Linked DNA regions of Homo sapiens: region 1 is linked to region 2. A link is a loop called in an ENCODE intact Hi-C map of the cell type or tissue named here. Cell type or tissue: Calu3. All regions are shown on one strand. Each heading gives the region's core, and the rest is flanking DNA. Links, peaks and the distances in the headings are about the cores only. Region 1 overlaps ZFYVE9 (zinc finger FYVE-type containing 9). Region 2 has its middle 14 kb from the start of ZFYVE9.

Evidence for each region. Hi-C counts contacts between places; a loop is a spot of excess contacts. Peaks named below come from ENCODE experiments on the same cell type or tissue, not always from the same donor. Only the 100,000 strongest peaks of a DNase experiment are listed, where the experiment ranks them.
Region 1: a loop joins it to region 2, with 12 times the contacts of the local background. A loop is called at or near these places in 84 of 110 quality-filtered maps.

Annotation. Positions count from the first base shown.
Region 1 is chr1:52,291,607-52,300,742 of GRCh38, forward strand. It overlaps ZFYVE9 (zinc finger FYVE-type containing 9), which reads left to right. Exons shown (of 19, transcript NM_004799.4): 11 at 1,847-2,071; 12 at 4,289-4,371. Among named protein-coding and RNA genes, the nearest start is that of CC2D1B, 70 kb to the right of the region's middle. In Calu3, for the core only: no CTCF peak of the experiment used is centred there; a DNase peak (open chromatin) is centred at 4,875.
Region 2 is chr1:52,123,023-52,132,158 of GRCh38, forward strand. No RefSeq gene overlaps it. Among named protein-coding and RNA genes, the nearest start is that of ZFYVE9, 14 kb to the right of the region's middle. In Calu3, for the core only: a CTCF peak has its summit at 4,591 (motif pointing right); a DNase peak (open chromatin) is centred at 4,609.

The DNA.
Region 1 (9,136 bases), core at 667-8,666, 170 kb after region 2:
CATGCTCACACCTGTAATCCCAACACTTTGGGAGGCCAAGGCGGGTGGATTACTTGAGGTCAGGAGTTCGAGACCAGCCTGGCCAATATGGTAAAACCACATCTCTACTAAAAATACAAAAATTAGCCAGGCGTGGTGGTGGGTGCCTATAGTCCCAGCTACTCGGGAGGCTGAGGCAGGAGAATTGTTTGAACCCGGGAAGGAGAGGTTGCAGTGAGCTGAGATCACACCACAGCACTCCAGGGTTCCAGGGTGGGTAACAGAGCGAGACTCTGTCTCAAAAAAAAAAAAAAAAAAAAAGAGAAACCTGCTTAATATGAATTTAGATAAGCCCTAAATTATAGAGCTATGTTTCATATTTGTCTCAAAAAATTATAAACAATAAATCCTGTCCAAGCACGGTGGCTCGCGCCTGTAATCCCAGCACTTTGGGAGGCCAAGGCAGATGGATCATTTGAAGTCAGGAATTTGAGACCAGTCTGGCCAACATGGTGAAACTCTGTTTCTACTAAAAATGCGAAAAAAATCAGCTGAGTGTGGTGGTGCATGTTTGTAATTGTAGCTATTCAGGAGGCTGAGGTGAGAGGAATTGCTTGAACCTGGGAGGCAGATGCTGCATTGAGCCAAGATCACACCACTGCACTCCAGCCTGGGTGGCAGAGCAAGACTCCATCTCAAAAAAAAAAAAAAAACAAAACGAGAAAAAAACAACTTGTCTGTGGTACCATCTTCATAAATCCTCATCTTCCCTTAATGTCTTATAACTGTACTTATTACCATAATTCATTATGTTCATGAGTTGACTTTGTTCACCCAGTGAAATTATAAGCTTGGTGACAGCAGCTTCCTAATCTGAACATTTCTTTTTTTTTTTTTTTTTTTTTTGAGACAGTGTCACTCTATCGCCTAGGCTGGAGCGCAGTGGCACAATCTTGGCTCACTGCAACCTCCGCCTCCCAGGTTCGAGCAATTCTCCTGCCTCAGCCTCCTGAGTAGCTGGGATTACAGGCGCACACCACTACGCCTGGCTAATTTTTGTATTTTTAGTAGAGATGGGGTTTTACCATGTTGGTCAGGCTGGTCTCGAACTCTGACCTTGTGATCCACCCACCTCGGCCTCCCAAAGTGCTGGGATTACAGGTGTGAGCCACCGCACCCGGCCTTGAACATTTCTTTATGACCTTTGAGGTGATAGTTCTTGAGACCTCTAAAGCAATTCATACAGTAAAGCTGTACAGTTTAACCAAGGAAGGCATCAATATTTTTGGCTTTTACTTAGACAAACTTCAACAATGTGATAATATAACTTAGTTTATGCTCATTAGAAGCCCTGATAAAATTGGAAACCAAATTTTCATTTAATAAATGCCATTTATTTAAAAATCAGCTTTTTAAATGTAAGTCTTTCATAGTGAAAGATTGGGAATTACTGTTTGGTAGTGTCCATCCAGCCCAGAGTTGCATAATGTTTATTAAAAATATGATTAATTGGCCGGGCGCTGTGGCTCATGCCTGTAATCCCAGCACTTTGGGAGGCTGAGGCAGGTGGATCATGAGGTCAGGAGATGGAGACCATCCTGGCTAACACGGTGAAACCCCGTCTCCACTAAAAATACAAAAAAGTTAGCCAGGTCTGGTGGCGGGCACCTGTAGTCCCACCTACTCAGGAGGCTGAGGCAGGAGAATGGGGTGAACCTGGGAGGCGGAGCTTGCAGTGAGCCAAGATTGCGCCACTGCACTCCAGCCTGGGCAACAGCCAGACTCCGTCTCAAAAAAAAAAAAAAAAAAAAAAGAAATATGATTAATTTATTGATACAAAGTAGCTAATAAACTTTTTTGTTTTTAGGGAATGTGGTGAGCAACTTGGGACATTCCTTCTTCAGTCAAAGTTTCCTTGGCAGTAAAGAACATGGTGGATTCTTATATGTGACATCTACCTACCAGTCACTGCAAGACCTAGTACTCCCAACCCCACCTTACTTGTTTGGGATTCTTATCCAGAAATGGGAAACTCCTTGGGCTAAAGTATTTCCTATCCGTCTGATGTTGAGACTTGGAGCTGAATATCGACGTAAGTAGTAAAAACACGTTTTTCAAGGCATGATGACTAAAATAATGCCTGAAATATTCAGAGCCCTCTGTTTGGTGATATAATTCAGCAGAAATAGTCTTTTGAAATAGCTAAACTAAATTTGGCCAGTGTCTGCGTGTATTGGGCATAATGGGAAGCACTGAAAATAACGAATGAGGAAGTTGATTATGTATTACCTTGTAAACTTACTGCTTTTATAGTTCATTGATAAAAAACACGATCATCTTTAGAAAAGTGAATTTGAACTTAAGTAACTTTATTTTTTATAGTTTCTGTATATGATGAGCATATTCTTTGTCACTTGGTTGGAAAACAGTTACGATCAATTATATTTTACTTAACATACTGGAAGCTAGTGGAATGGAAACCACTCTCAGTTGGTAAGATACAGGCTACAGAAGAAGGAGCTTCCTTGCTCATGGCTTTAGCAGCGTAACTAAGATGTGATTTTTAAAAAGACATTAATGGTTAAATGCAAACTTTATTTTAAATTTTATATCTCCATCTAATTAAAAGTGCCCTGTGCTAGGAATCCGACCACTTGAGTAAGATTCTCAACTCTGCCACTTATGAGCTCTGTAACTTTGGGCAAGTCACCCAAGTTCTCTGATTGTGTTTCTTTTGTAAACTGGAAATAATAATGCTTGCCTTCTATTTTATATTGGGTTGTTAACAGGATCAAATGAGAGAATAAATGAAACATAATTTTATAAACCATAAAACAGTTTATGTTCTCAGCAAGTCAACTTCATTCTTCCACCAATTATTTATTTATTCAGTAAGAATTTAATAAAGGCCTCCCATATATCCTGAATCCTGGGAATTCTGAAATAGCTAAGATGTGATTATAGGCTCTCGGGAACTTTTATAAGGAATACATACAGAAATAATGATTGTAGTGGTATCTTGTATTAAAACCTGTGCTCAAAGTTAAGTTCATTGGGAGCTCCAAGACAGGCTCTAACTTGACCAGACCAGGAATGAAGGAGTAGTTGGACCTTCAGTTTTCTTGGACCAGAGTGCCTCTGGATTAACTCTGAAGGAGGCATATGAATCAGCTAAATGAATCAGGGAAAGGGAAGGATTGTGTGCAAAAGAAGCAACATGTGTATCTTCCTATTTTATACAGGCATTTCAAACCATAAAATTCAAGAGATGAGCCAGACTGATTTGCCTCTCCTAAGGAGGATCCTGGTTAGGAGGTATAGAAGAATGAACTCTTGGCTGAGTGCGGTGGCTCATGCCTCTAATTCCAGCACTTTTGAGAGGTGGCCAAGGCAGGCAGATCATTTGAGGTCAAGAGTTCAAGACCAGCCTGGCCAACATGGTGAATCCCATCTCTACTAAAAATACAAAAAAATTAGCTGGGTATGGTGGCGCATGCCTGTAATTCCAGCTACTGGAGAGGCTGAGGCAGGAGAATCGCTTGAACCCTCCTAAGGCAGGAGATCATGCCACTGCACTCCAGCCTGGGTGACAGAGTGAGACTGTGTCTCAAAAAAAAAAGAGTGAACTCTTAAACTTGTTGGAAAAAGAAAAAGTGAACTCTTAAACTTATTGAGCACAGAGGAATCAGGAGATATTTATTTCCTGGATCGTATCAATTCAGTTTGAAGAAGATTGCTCCCTAAGACCTTGTGGGTTTGTTTGTTTGTTTGTTTGTTTGTTTGTTTGTTTTGGAGACAGGGTCTCATTCTGTCACCAAGGCTGGAGTGGGCTCCAGCCCACTCTGTCACCCATTCTGTCACCTGGGCTCAAGCCATCCTTCTACCTCTCAGCCTCCCAAGTAGATGGGACTACAGGTGCATGCTACCACACCCAGCTAATTTTTTTGTTTGTTTTTTTGTAGAGACAGGGTCTCCCTAGGTTGCACAGGCTGGTCTCAAACTCCTAGGCTCAGGTGATCCTTCTGCCTCAGCCTCCCAAAGTGCTGGGATTACAAGCATGAGCCACTATGCCTGGCTATTGTGTGTCATTTTTGAAACATTTACATCGAAAGGCTTATTCTGGTTATCAGAAGACTTAATATGGCTCAGCATTTGTCTGCTACCATGCCAAATACTTTTTGAGCCCAAAATTTGATATGTTCTAATGAGCCATTATAATTATATTTTGAAAATTGTATTAGTCATGAAATCTCTTTTACCAAAGTTTTATGTTGCCAAATTTAAGTTTGATCATTTCTCATTTCCATAGTTTATCCATGCCCACTATTCAGTGTCAGATTTCGGAAGCCATTGTTTGGAGAGACGGGGCATACCATCATGAATCTTCTTGCAGTAAGTTGGGAATTTTTTTTCCTTTGTCCTTACTGGAGTTTATATGGGAGAAGGAAGAAAGCAATTTTATTATTTTCTTGGTAGCTGTGCCCAAGCTGCTTAAGGCAGGTAAAGATATATGCTGAAGAAAAAGAACAGTATATGTATGTGTATATATATATATACACACACACACATATACATATATATTCATATGTATACACACACACACACACACATATATATATTCTTTTGCAAACATGAAGTGAAATGGTACAGGATTCCAGCGCCTGATTATACACTTACCGTCCAACCTTGCAGAATTATTGTGAGGACTAGAAGTAATACATAAATAAAACACCTAGCATTCTGTCTTGTTTTTATTTTAAGACTGGCATTCTATGAGTTTCTCTTGTGTCTATATAGGTTATTATCCAAGCAAAGATTGGTCAGAGATTGTACCCAGATACCCCAAGCCAGTAAGGCTACTGCCCTCTGCTGATGGATCTGAATATGGACTGGAATTTAAACTTCATTGTTTTCCTTTCTTCTGGGCTCTCTCATGTCTCCTACACACGTGCACAGGTTCTGACTCTGTTGGCCAAGATCATTGGTTGGCTTGAGTCCACTAAGTTCTCTGCTGCATATATGCACAGACTAGGATCAATCCTGGATATTTGGACCGTTTATGAAGCTCCCTATGGTTGTCTTACCTCCCAGAACTTGCCCCAAACAGGTTTGGTGAAATCAAGGTAATCAAGCTACTGGGCCTCCCTTTTTAATAACCACCGAGATTACCACTTTGACAATGTTCCATAGCAAGTAAACTCCTTCAAGTAGCAAAGCTCATTTTTTTGTTTGTTTTGTTTTATTTTGTTTGAGACAGAGTCTCTATCGCCCAAGTTGGAATGCAGTGGCACGATCTCAGCTCATTGCAACCTCCACCTCCGAGCAATTCTCGTGCCTGAGCCTCCTGAGCAGCTGTGACTATGGGAGCACACTACCACACCCAGCTAATTTTTGTATTTTTTGTAGAGAGAGCGTTTTGCTATGTTGGCCAGACTGATCTCAAACTCCTGGCCTCAATGATTCACCTGCCTCAGCCTCCCAAAGTGCTGGTATTACAGGCATGAGCCACTGCTCCCAGCTGCAAAGCTCATTGTTTTTACAAACTACCTTGCCCTGGTTGAACTACCTAACTACCTAATGGGGCTAGGGGGCAGCCCCAGGCAAGAAGGTCACAGACTCAATTCAAAGTTCAGTAGTTTTCATGAAAAAAACATTTCTTTTTTTTTTTTTTTTTGGAGATGGAGTCTCGCTCTGTTGTCCAGGCTGGAGTGCAGTGGCACAATCTTACTGCAACCTCTGCCTCCCAGGTTCAAGAGAGTCTCCTGCTTCAGCCTTCAGAGCAGCTGGGATTACAGGCACCTGCCACCACGCCTGGCTAATTTTTTGTATTTTTCATAGAGACAGGGTTTTACCTTGTTGGCCAGGCTGGTCTCAAACTCCTGACCTCAGGTGATCCACCCATCTCAACCTCCTAAAGTGCTGGGATTACAGGCATGAGCCACCATGCCCAGCCAAAACACTTCTTAATGTTAATATGCCTTTGATCTAATTCCAGAGCACTGAAATGGTTCTTTTTAAGCCACTTATACAGCTTTTCGGTTGCTTTTTGAGGAGTGGGTTTGGTGATTTCCTCCCTCTGTGATGCTTAAAAGCTATATTTCCAGTTATCTTTTTTTTTTTATTTCTTTAAAAAATTTTGTTTTGTTTTGTTTTTTGGGACAGAGTCTCGCACTGTCGCCTGGGCTGGAGTGCAGTGGCACGATCTCGGCTCACTGCAACCTCCATCTCCTGGGTTCAAGCAATTCTTGTGCCTCAGCCTCCCCAGTAGCTGGAATTACAGGCACGAAACACCATGCCCAGCTAGTTTTTGTATTTTTAGTAGAGGCGCATGTTGGCCAGGCTGGTCTCAAACTCATGACCTCGAGTGATCCACCCACCTCAGCCTCCCAAAGTGCCTTTTGCCTGTTTTTTAATTGGGTTGTCTTTTTGCTGCTAGGTTAAATTTGTTATATATTCTGGATATTAACTCCTTTTCAGATGTATGGTTTGCAGATATTTTCCATTTCTGTAGGTTGTGTCTTCACTCTGTTAATAGTTTCCTTTTCTGTGCAAAATCTTTTTAGTTTGATGTAATTCCATTTGTCTATTTTTGCTTTTATTGCCTGTGCTTTTGGGATCTTATCTAAAAATTCATTGCCTAGCCCAATATTGTGAAGCATTTGCCCTGTTTTCTTCTAATAGTTTCATAGTTTTGGGTTTAAATTTAAGTCTTTAATCCGTTTTTAGTTGATTTTTGTATATGGGGAGAGGTGGGGGTCTAGTTTCATTCTTCTGCATGTGGATATATCCACTTTTCCAAGTACTATTTATTGAAGAGAGTCCTTTCTGCAGTGTGTGTTCTTGGCACCTTTGTCGAAAATTAGTTGGCTGTAGGTGTCCAAATTCATTTCTGGGCCTTCTATTCTGTACTGTTGGAGTATGTGTTTGTTTTGGCCACTACTATGCTGTTTTGGTTATTATAGTTTTGTAGTATATTTGGTCAGGTAGTGTGATATCTCTAGCTTTGTTCTTTTTGCTCAGGACTGTTTTGGCCATTTGAGGCCTTTTGTGGTTTTATAAGAATATTAAGGTTTTGGTTTTTTTTTCTGTTTCTGTGAAGAATATCATTGGCATTTTGATAGAGATTGCATTAAATCTGTAGATACCTTTGGGTAGTATGGCTATTTTCACGGTATTAATTCTTCCAATCCATGAACATGGAATCAGTTTCCTTTGTCAATGTTTTTTTTTTTTTTTTTTTTTGAGACGGAGTCTTGCTCTGTTACCCAGGCTGGAGTGCAGTGGCGCAATTTCGGCTCACTGCAAGCTCCGCCTCCCGGGTTCACACCTTCTCCTGCCTCAGCCTGCCGAGTAGCTGGGACTACAGGTGCCCGCCACCACGCCTGGCCAATTTTTTGTACTTTTAGTAGAGACGGGGTTTCACTGTGTTAGCCAGGATGGTCTCGATCTCCTGACCTCATGATCCGCCCGCCTCTGCCTCCTAAAGTGCTGGGATTACAGGCGTGAGCCACCTTGCCCGGCCCTTTTTCAATGTTTTAGAGGTTTCTTTGTAAAGATCTTTTACCTCTTAACTAAGTGTATTCCTAGGTATCTTATTTTTTTTATAGCTACTGTAAATGGAATTGTTTTCTTTATTTTTTATTAGCGTATAGAAACACTACTGATTTTACATGCTGATTTTGTATCCTACAACTTTACCGAATTTGTTCATTAGCTCTAACAGGTTTTTGGTGGCATCTTTAGGGTTTTCTATGTATAGGGTCATGTCATTTGCAAACAAGCACAATTTGACTTTCCAGTTTGGATGCCTTTTATTTCTTTCTCTTGCCTAAGTGCTCTGGCTAGGACTATGTTGAATAGAAAGGATTAAAATGGGCATCCATGTCTTGTTCCTGTTCTTTGAGGAAAAGATTTCCACTGTTCCCATTCAGTATGATGTTAGCTGTGGGTTTGTCACATATGGCCTTTATTGTGCTGGGCTGCTTGTCCAGCTGGGCACAGCAGGCCAGCCAGCTGTGTGTTGGTTTCTCCACTGTACAGGTCTGTCTGTTCCCTGGGGCAGGGAGGTGCCATGTGAGTTCAGTGCCAGGGCTCCCTCATTCTGTTGGGCCTAGGCTCTCAGCAGCTGGATGATGGTGATACAGCTACATGTGTGTGTTGTGGACTGACAGTGGAGCTTCAGAGATGGAGAGATGCAGTGGCAATTGGCCCCCAGGCAGGATGAACTCTAGCAGTGGGTCCAGTTTCAAGATGGCACCATGCTATGACTGGGAATGAGGGCTGTATGACATGGGCTCCAACTCTGGAGCAGTGTAGTCCTGTGAACTGCAGGCAACTACAAACTGGATTCAGGGTTTGTGAGGACCGCGGGACGAGGCTGCAGTGGTCATGGGGACCATGGGTCCCCAGCTTACCCTTTCCCCATTAGAAGTAGTCCTTCCTGACTCCAGGCCACTCCTTGCAGGGAGGCAGTGCGGCAGAGGCAGAGTGCTTCGCTCCCGTCTCTGTGGTGCTATCTGGGGCATCTGGTGCTCCACAGGAATTTCAGCACTCCCCTGGTGCTCTCCAGCATACTTCCACAGCCACTCCAGTTGAAATATAGTTTGTTTATTGTTGTTTTGGTCCCTTTTGTTGAGTAGAGGGGAGCAAGAGCCAGACAACTCCAGTCAACCATCTTGCTGATGTCACTGTCGTTTAGAGAGAACAATAAGAAAAAAAAGTCTTGGCTGGGCGTAGTGGCTCATGCCTGTAATCTCAGTACTTTGGGAGGCCAAGGCAGGCGGATCACGATGTCAGGAGTTTGAGACCAGCCTGGCTGATATGGTGTAACCCCGTCTCTACTAAAACTACAAAACTTAGCTGGGCATGGTGGCACATGCCTGTAAATGCCAGCTACTCAGGAGGCTGAGCCAGGAGAATCTTTTGAACCTGGGAGGCAGAGGTTGCAGTGAGCCAAGATCGTGCCACTGCATTCCAGCCTGGGCGACAGAGTAAGACTCAGTTTCAAAAGAAAAAGAAAAAAAATCTTGTAGATTTACCCATCTAGTTGCCATTTCCAGTGTTTTTCATTCCTTTGTATAACTCTGTATTTTCATCTGGTGTCATTTTCCTTCTGCCAAAATGATTGCCTGTAATATTTCTTACAGTGTAGGTTTGC
Region 2 (9,136 bases), core at 682-8,681:
CTTTTTATTAGCTAAACTGATGACAACTGTTTCATACATCTTCACTGCCCATCCTCACTGTGGCATGTTAAGGAAAACACATTTTCCTGGATACTCAGGGAGGTGGTGTTAAAATGTAAAAGAATAGCACAATTCAAATGTTGACCATTCATTCATTCACTTGCTTGTGACCCTGGACAGGTCCTGGGCTCCAGTGCCCAACGTGTAAAATGGTAAGAGATGCTGGATTCTAGGATCTGTGCTGTCCTTTCTAGCCAGTGGCGTGCTGGTAAATGTTTTAACTGCTGGCTAAGTGTAGTTCTGACATGAATGTTGGTTTAACAAATGAGACGAAAATGAAACAAAGACATCTATTGGAACTTCACTCATTTATGAATGATATCGGTGATTTCTTTGCTGAATCAAGTAACGGTTTTCAAATACTGAAAGATTAGCTCTTAATTTTTTTCATGTTTTTCCCAGTGTAACAGCTACAGACACAACACAATTTTAAGTTTCATTTGCATTATTCACAGTTGCTCTATCACTTTCTTAAGTCTAGACACTTAACAAAACAAGCCCTGATATACACCATTTGCCAATTTCTCTGGTATAAATATTCCCACCATAGCCAGCTTCACAAAAGTGTTAAGTTTTGACGAAGTCCAATTTATTTTTTTCTTTGGTTGCTTATACTTTTGGTGTCATATCTAAGCAACCACTGCATAAGTGAGCCGAGATTGGACTCCATCCTGGGTGGGTGACAGAACAAGACTCTGTCAAGAAAGAGAGAAAGAGAGAGAAATAAATAAATAAATAAATAAATAAATAAATAAATAAATCACTGCATAATCCCTGGTTAGATTTACATCTATGTTTTCTTCTAATAATTTGTTTTTTTTTTTAAGATGGAGTCTCGCTCTGTTGCCCGGCTGGAGGTGCAGTGGCATGATCTCTGGCTCAATGCAACCTCCGCCTCCCAGGTTCAAGTTATTCTCCTGCCTCAGCCTCCCGAGTAGCTGGGACTACAGGCACATGCCACCACACCCAGCTAATTTTTTTATTTTTAGTACAGACAGGGTTTCACCATGTTGGCCAGGATGGTCTCTATCTCTTGACCTTGTGATCTGCCCACCTGGGCCTCCCAAAGTGCTGAGATTACAGGCGTGAGCCACCACGCCCGGCCCTCTTTTAATTTTTTTTTTTGAGATGGAGTTTTGCTTTTGTTGCCCAGGCTGGAAGTGTAATGGCCCAATCTCAGCTCACTGCAACCTCCACCTCCTAGGTTCAAGTAATTCTCCTGCCTCAGCCTCCCAAGTAGCTGAGATTACAGGCACCTACCACCATGCCTGGCTAATTTTTTGTATTTTTAGTAGAGACAAGGTTTCACCATGTTGGTCAGGCTGGTCTTGAACTCCTGATCTCAGGTAATCCACCCACCTTGGCCCCTCAAAGTGCTGGGATTACAGGTGTGAGCCACTGTGCCCAGCCAATAATATCATTTCATTATTTTTTTAGAAACAGGTCTCGCTCTGTCACCCAGGCTTGAGTGCAGTGGTGCAATCATAGGTCAGTGCAGCCTCAAACTCCTGGGCTCAAGCAATCCTCTCACCTCAGCTTCCTGAGTAGATGGGACTCACAGGTATGCACCACCATGCCCAGATAATTTTCAAATATTTTTTAGAGACAGGGGTCTCACTGTGTTGCCCAGGCTGGTCTTGAACTTCTGGCCTCAAGTGATCTTTCCACTTTGGTCTCCCAAAGTGCTGGGATTATAGATGTGAGCCACTGTGCCTGGCCCCCAGCACCATTTGTTGAGAAAACTATTTTTTCCCCATTGAATGATATGGTATACTAATTAAAAACAATAAATTTGAAACATTAGTAAGTATTTCTTTGTAAAAAAAAAAAAGTATCAATGGTAATTTGAATAGTGCTTGCTTTGTTTTTGTATAATTTATGAGTGACCAACGTTTCCATGCTTGGAACATGGTCCTAGTTCTAAGTTTGGATCCACTTCCAACATTTTATTTTTACTTTTTTAGAGACAGGGTCTTGCTCTGTCATCCAGGCTGGAGTGCAGTGACCCTATTGTAGCTCAGTGCAGCCTTGAACTCCTGAGCTCAAGCAGTCCTCACCCGCCTCAGCCTCCTGAGTAGTGGGGACTATGTAGCATAAGCCACCATGCCCGACTAATTAAAAATTTTATTATTTTTGTAGACACAGGGTCTTCCATATTGCCCAAGCTGGTCTTGCACACTCCTGGCCTCAAGCAATCCTTTTGCCTCGGCTTCCCAAAGTGCTGGAATTACAAGTCTAAGCCACTGTGCCTGGTCCACTCCGAACATCTTATTCTTTGTACTTTCAATATATATTTTGAAAAACCTGTTTAAATCAAAAATTTTTTGGTACTCTCAATGTCTTGAAGTATCTCTAAGAGTTCTCTTACTTATTTACTTAGTTATTATTATTATTATTATTTTGAGATGGAGTCTCGCTCTGTTGCCCAGGCTGGAGTGCAGTGGTGCAATCTTGGCTCACTTCAACCTCTGCCTCCCCGATTCAAGTGATTCTCCTGCCTCAGCCTCCCAAGTAGCTGGGATTACAGGTGTCTGCCACCATGCCCAGCTAATTTTTGTATTTTTTGTAGAGATGGGGTTTCGCCATGTTGGCCGGGCTGGTCTTGAACTCCTGACCTCAAATGATCCACCCGCCTCAGCCTCCCAAAGTGTTGGGATTACAGGTGTGAGCCACTGCACCTGGCCAAAGAGTTCCTTTAATGTGAAGTTTTTTGCTGGTCTTACTGTCTCTAAGACATCTTCATCCTTTTGGTTATAACCATTTTCTTCATTTTTTTCAAAAGTTTGCCTTCACTAAGTTCCTCTGGTTACATATCTAAAGTCTTTCAAATGGGAACAGTGTCAAAATTTCCATGCTCAACTACTTCAAGTTTCACTTCCAGCCTTATCACTTTTCATTTCTTTACTTCACTTGATCTTTTTTTTCTAATTCCCCTTTTTGATTATTCATTTTTCTAAAATGTCATGTGAGTTTTATTACTGGTAGAAAAGGAGGCAACACAATATATCCTTTGCTGTTTGTTAAAGAACTGAATAACAAATATGCAGTGATAGACCAAAGTCTATCACTGATTGACTTTGAAAGAAGTGGTGTGATTGATGACTGATCATAATGTGCATCTGTTATTTACATAGTGATGCATGGACTGAAGAGCCAGCAGCAAAGTTTGTAATGTGTGCAATTACTTATAGTTACTATATTGTGATAAATGAAATTTGAATTGTGTTGTTAACTATGGTAACTAAAATTCATGCATTTCAGAACTGTGCAAAGCAAGGGCTGCCTGTATTTATTACTTTGGTTTTTAACATAATTTAATTGTAAGTTTATATAATTTAAATTTTAACTAAACATTTTAATTGATACATAATTTTACATATTTGTGGGTATATATGATATTTAGATACCTCCATACAGTATATACTGATCAGATTAGGGTACTTATGATATCCATCACCTTACAGATTTATCATTTCTTTGAGTCGGGAACATTTCAAATCTTCTCTTCTAACTATTATGGCAATGTTTAACAATTGGCTCACAAAGTTTCGAAAATCTAACAATTGCCTCTCATGAGCCAACTGGAGCTAGTGTCAGCCCTTCACTGCTTTCACCTCATACATCCCTCAATTTTATGAATCCTCCCTTCCTTCAGCCAAAGCACATATGCTCATACATTCAAAACCAAGCAAAAACACTATTTTCACCCAACTCTTTATTCCTATAGTGTCTGGATCATAGGTAGAGCTCAGTGTTTGCAGAATTAAAGTGAATTCACATTCACATGAGAACACACACGAGTCCACATCATTTGTTCATGTGCACAACCGAGATGCAGCACATTCAAATAAAATAAATGTTGGCCACAACGGATGCTCACTATTTGGCTGGTCTATTCTGTACAACAAAATGTTTTTTATTTGGTTTTCTGATTATGAGAGAATACATGTACATTGGAAAGAACAGGAAAGGGTATGAAGTAGTTGTTAACTCTTTTCTGGAGCTGCCAGAGATAGTGATGGGAAACAGTGTTTTAGGTTTAAAAGATAAGAGAAGGCAAGGGAAGATACTTAACTTTAATTGAGTGCCTACCATGCACCTGGCACTTTCTTGCTAGCCCTTACAACTATGTACCATACAAATCAGAAAAACAATGCTCAGAATAAGTGACTTTCTCCAGTCAACCTGAAATTAGTGGAGCTGTAATTCGAATTCAGATCTGCTTACTGCAAAACACAAGCTCTTTCCACTACACTATCTCTGTACTTGTGGGCAGTCTCAAATAGGTTGGTAGGCTAAAGGAGCTCTGACTGAACTGGATACCCTGAGGAAAAGCCCAGAGATTCAAATGCCTACACAACTTTCCTCCTCAGTCCAGTCCATGTTTACATCATTAGAACCCAGGTTTTCACACTGTAGCCCAGGGTCTTTCCGTTGTACCATACATGCCATACTGCCTCATACAGAATTCTTATGAAAAAACATAAACATTCCCCACTGTCAAGTGTATCCTAATGCTTCCTTACTGGCACCAGAAGATGGCAGTGTGGGTCATCATGGACAGAATGTTAATAACAATAATTATGCTTGTGGGAATACCCTCTTCCATTATTCTCCAGTCAAATCTAACTGACAGGAAAGCACTTCACCCACATTAGAAGTGGTCTCAGCAGTTTGCCTCTCCCTGGTGCTTGGTGCATATTCCCACCCTGAGCGTGGGAGAAGGTGTGGCAATGCTCAAGCAGTAAGAAAATCTGTAGTCACACCTGGGTTGGAATCTTAGCTCTGCCACTTACAGTCACTTTGGACAGGCAACTTCACCTCTCTGAACCTGTTTCCTAATCTGGCAACATGTTGAAATAGCATTCATCATCTTCTCCCTCAAGCCTTCTCCTTCTCTGCTGTCGCCCTGCTTGACAGCACTGACTACTAAGTTACCCAACCCAGAAACCCAAGTGTCATCCTTGACCTCTCCCTCTTTTTCACGTGCCAATCCAATCATGAGTTTGATGATTTTACTTCCTGAAATCTGTATTTTCCCTCCTCTACCTAATTCAGGTCACCATCACTTTTGCCTGGATGACTGCAATAAACACTTATAAGTGGCTTCCCTGCCTCCAAGTCTGTGTCCTCTAATCTATTTCCTACATAGCAGTTAGTGATCTTTTCTAAAATCAAATCTGTTAACACCATTGTGATCTTTTCTGAAATCAAATCTGTTAACACCATTGTGATCTCTTCTAAAATCAAATCTGTTAACATCATTGACCAGATTAAAAGCTCTAACAGCTTCTCACTGCTGATAGAATCCAAAGTCCTTGACAAGAATTAGAAGACCTTTCTTGATTTGGCCTCTGTCTTGGCTGTCATTGCTTCCCAACTTTGTACTCTCTGCTTCAGCCAAAATTGTCCTCTCAGTTCTTCAGGCATACCATACTATGTGTTCTCCTGCTTCTAGGTTGTTGCACATTCTATTTATGCTGCCCAAAAAACTCTTTTCCTATCTACTGTCTTCCCTCCCTCTACCCAATTCACCTAGCAAAGTCCTGGACATTTTTCAGGTCTCAACTTAGGTGACACTTCCTCTAAGAAGTTTTTCCTGATCCCTAAGTTCAGGTTAGATACCCCTGATTTGTGTTCCTAGAACACACTGCACTTACCCCTTAAGATTGTAATTGCCTATTTCCTCATCTGCTTCCATCAGTAGAGTCTAACATCTGTAAGGAATAGTGCCTTGCTTACCACAGAACACTGTGCTTGGTACATGGTAGCATTCAATAAATATTTGACTAACTGGCTGAATTAATGAACTATTTGGTGATTTCATTGCCTGCATCTTCTAACTTCTGGTTCTATACCCTAGCTTTCAGCATCTGCTTCTGGCCTCTTTTCTGGTTAGATTGATCTATTCTCTTTTTGCACCCTAGATAACTTCCAAGATTCTCAACTCTATATGCTTTCTTACGGTCAGCATCATCTACAGTTCCAGTTTGCATAGTCCACTCTTTACCCCCAAGGAATCCAGGATATCAGTGCTGGTCAACCTTGACCACTACTTCCACTTGCCCAGAGTGATTCAGATAATAAATAACATCAGCTACCATTTAATGAACACCCACTATGTGCCAATTCCTTTGTATATTGTAGCAGACATTAGCCTCATTTTATTGATGGGAAAACAAGTCTTTCTCTTCATATCCAGTAGTTACTCAGGACTGAACTCATGTCTGTCTGTTCCAAAGCTTTTCCCATTACACAGTCTTGAAAGTGTTATTATATCTTATTGTATCAGGTTTGACAGAAAGTATGGGTGTTGGTAGGAGAGAGGGACAGTGGTAGCACTGAGGTACAACCTTTTGGAAAGGGAATTTGGTAATATCTAACAAAACTACATATGCATTATTTGATCAGGCAAAACTAAGAATTTGCCCTAAAGATACATCTACAACAACAGAAAAACACATATGCCCAAAATTATTGACTGCAACATTGCAATTGCAAAATACTGGTAACAATTTAAATGCCTAATTTTAAGAGAATGGTTGAATAAATTACAGCAGCAGTTCTCAAACATTTTGGTCTCAGGTCCCCTATACACTCATAAATTATAAGGGACCCAAAAGATCTTTCGTTTCTATAGATTACATATATGGATAGGTATCATTTTAGAAATTAAAACTAAGACATTTTAAACATTTATTTAAAATAACAATAGTTGGCCGGGCATGGTGGCTCATGCCCCTAATCCCAGCACTTTGGGAGGCCAAGGTGGGCAGATCACTTGAGGTCAGGAGTTCAAGATCAGCCTGGCCAAAATAGTGAAACCCCATCTCTAGTAAAATCACAAAAATTAGCCGGGCGTGGTAGCACGCATCTGTACTCCCAGCTACTTGGGAAGCTGAGGCAGGACAATCTCTTGAACCCAGGAAGCAGAGGTTGCAGCGAGCCGAGATTGCACCACTGGACTCCAGCCTGGGCGACAGAGCCAGACTTCGTCTCAAAAAAAAAAGTATCGATGGAACATATCTCAAAATAATAAGAGCTATTTATGACAAACCCACAGCCAACATCATACTGAATGGGCAAAAGCTGGAAGCATTCCCTTTGAAAACTGGCACAAGACAAGGATGCCCTCTCTCACCACTCCTATTCAACATAGTATTGGAAGTTCTGCCCAGGGCAATCAGGCAAGAGAAAGAAATAAAGGGCATTCACATAGGAAGAGAGGAAGTCAAATCCTCTCTGTTTGCAGATGACATGATTGTATATTTAGAAAACCCCATCGTGTCAGCCCAAAATCTCCTTAAGCTGACAAGCAACTTCAGCAAAGTCTCAGGATACAAAATCAATATGTGAAAATCACAAGCATTCCTATACACCAATAACAGACAGAGATCCAAATCATGAGTGAACTCCCATTCACAATTGCTACAAAGAGAACAAAATACCTAGGAATACAACTTACAAGGAATGTGAAGGACCTCTTCAAGGAGAACTACAAACCACTGCTCAAGGAAATAAGACAGGACACAAATGGAAAAACATTCCAGGCTCATGGATAGGAAGAATCAATATCATGAAAATGGCCATACTGCCCAAAGTAATTTATAGATTCAGTGCTATCCCCATCAAGCTACCACTGACTTTCTTCACAGAATTAGAAAAAAACGACTTGAAATTTCATATGGAACCAAAAAAGAGCCTGTATAGCCAAGACAATCCTAAGCAAAAAGAACAAAGCTGGAGGCATGACGCTACCTGACGTCAAACTATACTACAAGGCTACAGTAACTAAAACTGCAAAGTATTGGTACCAAAACAGATACATAGACCAATGGAACAGAACAGAGGCCTCAGAAATAACGCCACACATCTACAACCATCTGATCTTTGACAAACCTGATAAAAACAAGCAATGGGGAAAGGATTCCCTATTTAATAAATGGTGTTGGAAAAACTTGCTAGCCATATGCAGAAAACTGAAACTGGACCCCTTCCTTACACCTTATACAAAAATTAACTCGAGATGGATTAAAGGCTTAAACGTAAGATCTAAAACATAAAAATCCTAGAAGAAAACCTAGGCAATACCATTCAAGACATAGGCATAGGCAAAGACTTCATGACTAAAACACCAAAAGGAAAGGCAACAAAAGCCAGAATTGACAAATGGGATCTAATTAAACTAAAGAGCTTCTGCATAGCAAAAGAAACTATCATCAGAGTGAACAGGAAATCTACAGAATGGGAGAAAATTTTTGCAATTATCCATCTGACAAAGGGCTAATATCCAGAATCTACAAGGAACTTGAACAAATTTACAAACAACCCCATCAAAAAGTGGGTGAAGGATATGAACAGACACTTCTCAAAATAAGACATTTATGTGGACAACAAACATATGAAAAAAAGCTCATCATCACTACTCATTAAAGAGATGCAAATCAAAACCACAATGAGATACCATCCCATGCCACTTAGAATGGTGATTATTAAAAAGTCAGGAAACAACAGATGCTGGAGAGGATGTGGAGAAACAGGAACACTTTTACACTGTTGCTGGGAGTGTAAATTAGTTCAACCATTGTGGAAGAAAGTGTGGTGATTCCTCAAGGATCTAGAACCAGAAATACCATTTGACACAGCAATCCCATTACTGGGTAATAGGATTTAAATCATTCTAATGAACTCCTGGCCTCAAGCAATCCTCCTGCCTCAGCCTGCCATAGTGCTGGGATTACAGGTGTGAGCCACTATGTCTGACCACAGGTGGTAATTTATTAAAGGTGAGTTGCAATGTGGACTCTGCAACCAAATCAGTGAACTTTTCATACTGTTACATTAAATCCATTGGTCTATATTACATTTTAAATAGATAGTTTATCTATATGTACTTCTTTTTTTTTTTTTTTCTTTTTTTTCAGACAGTCTCACTCAGTCGCCCAGGCTGGAGTCCAGTGGTGCAATCTCGGCTCACCACAACCTCTGCCTCCTGGGTTCAAGCGATTCTCCTGCCTCAGCCTCCCAAGTAGCTGGGATTACAGGCGCCCACCACCACGCCCAGCTAATTTTAATA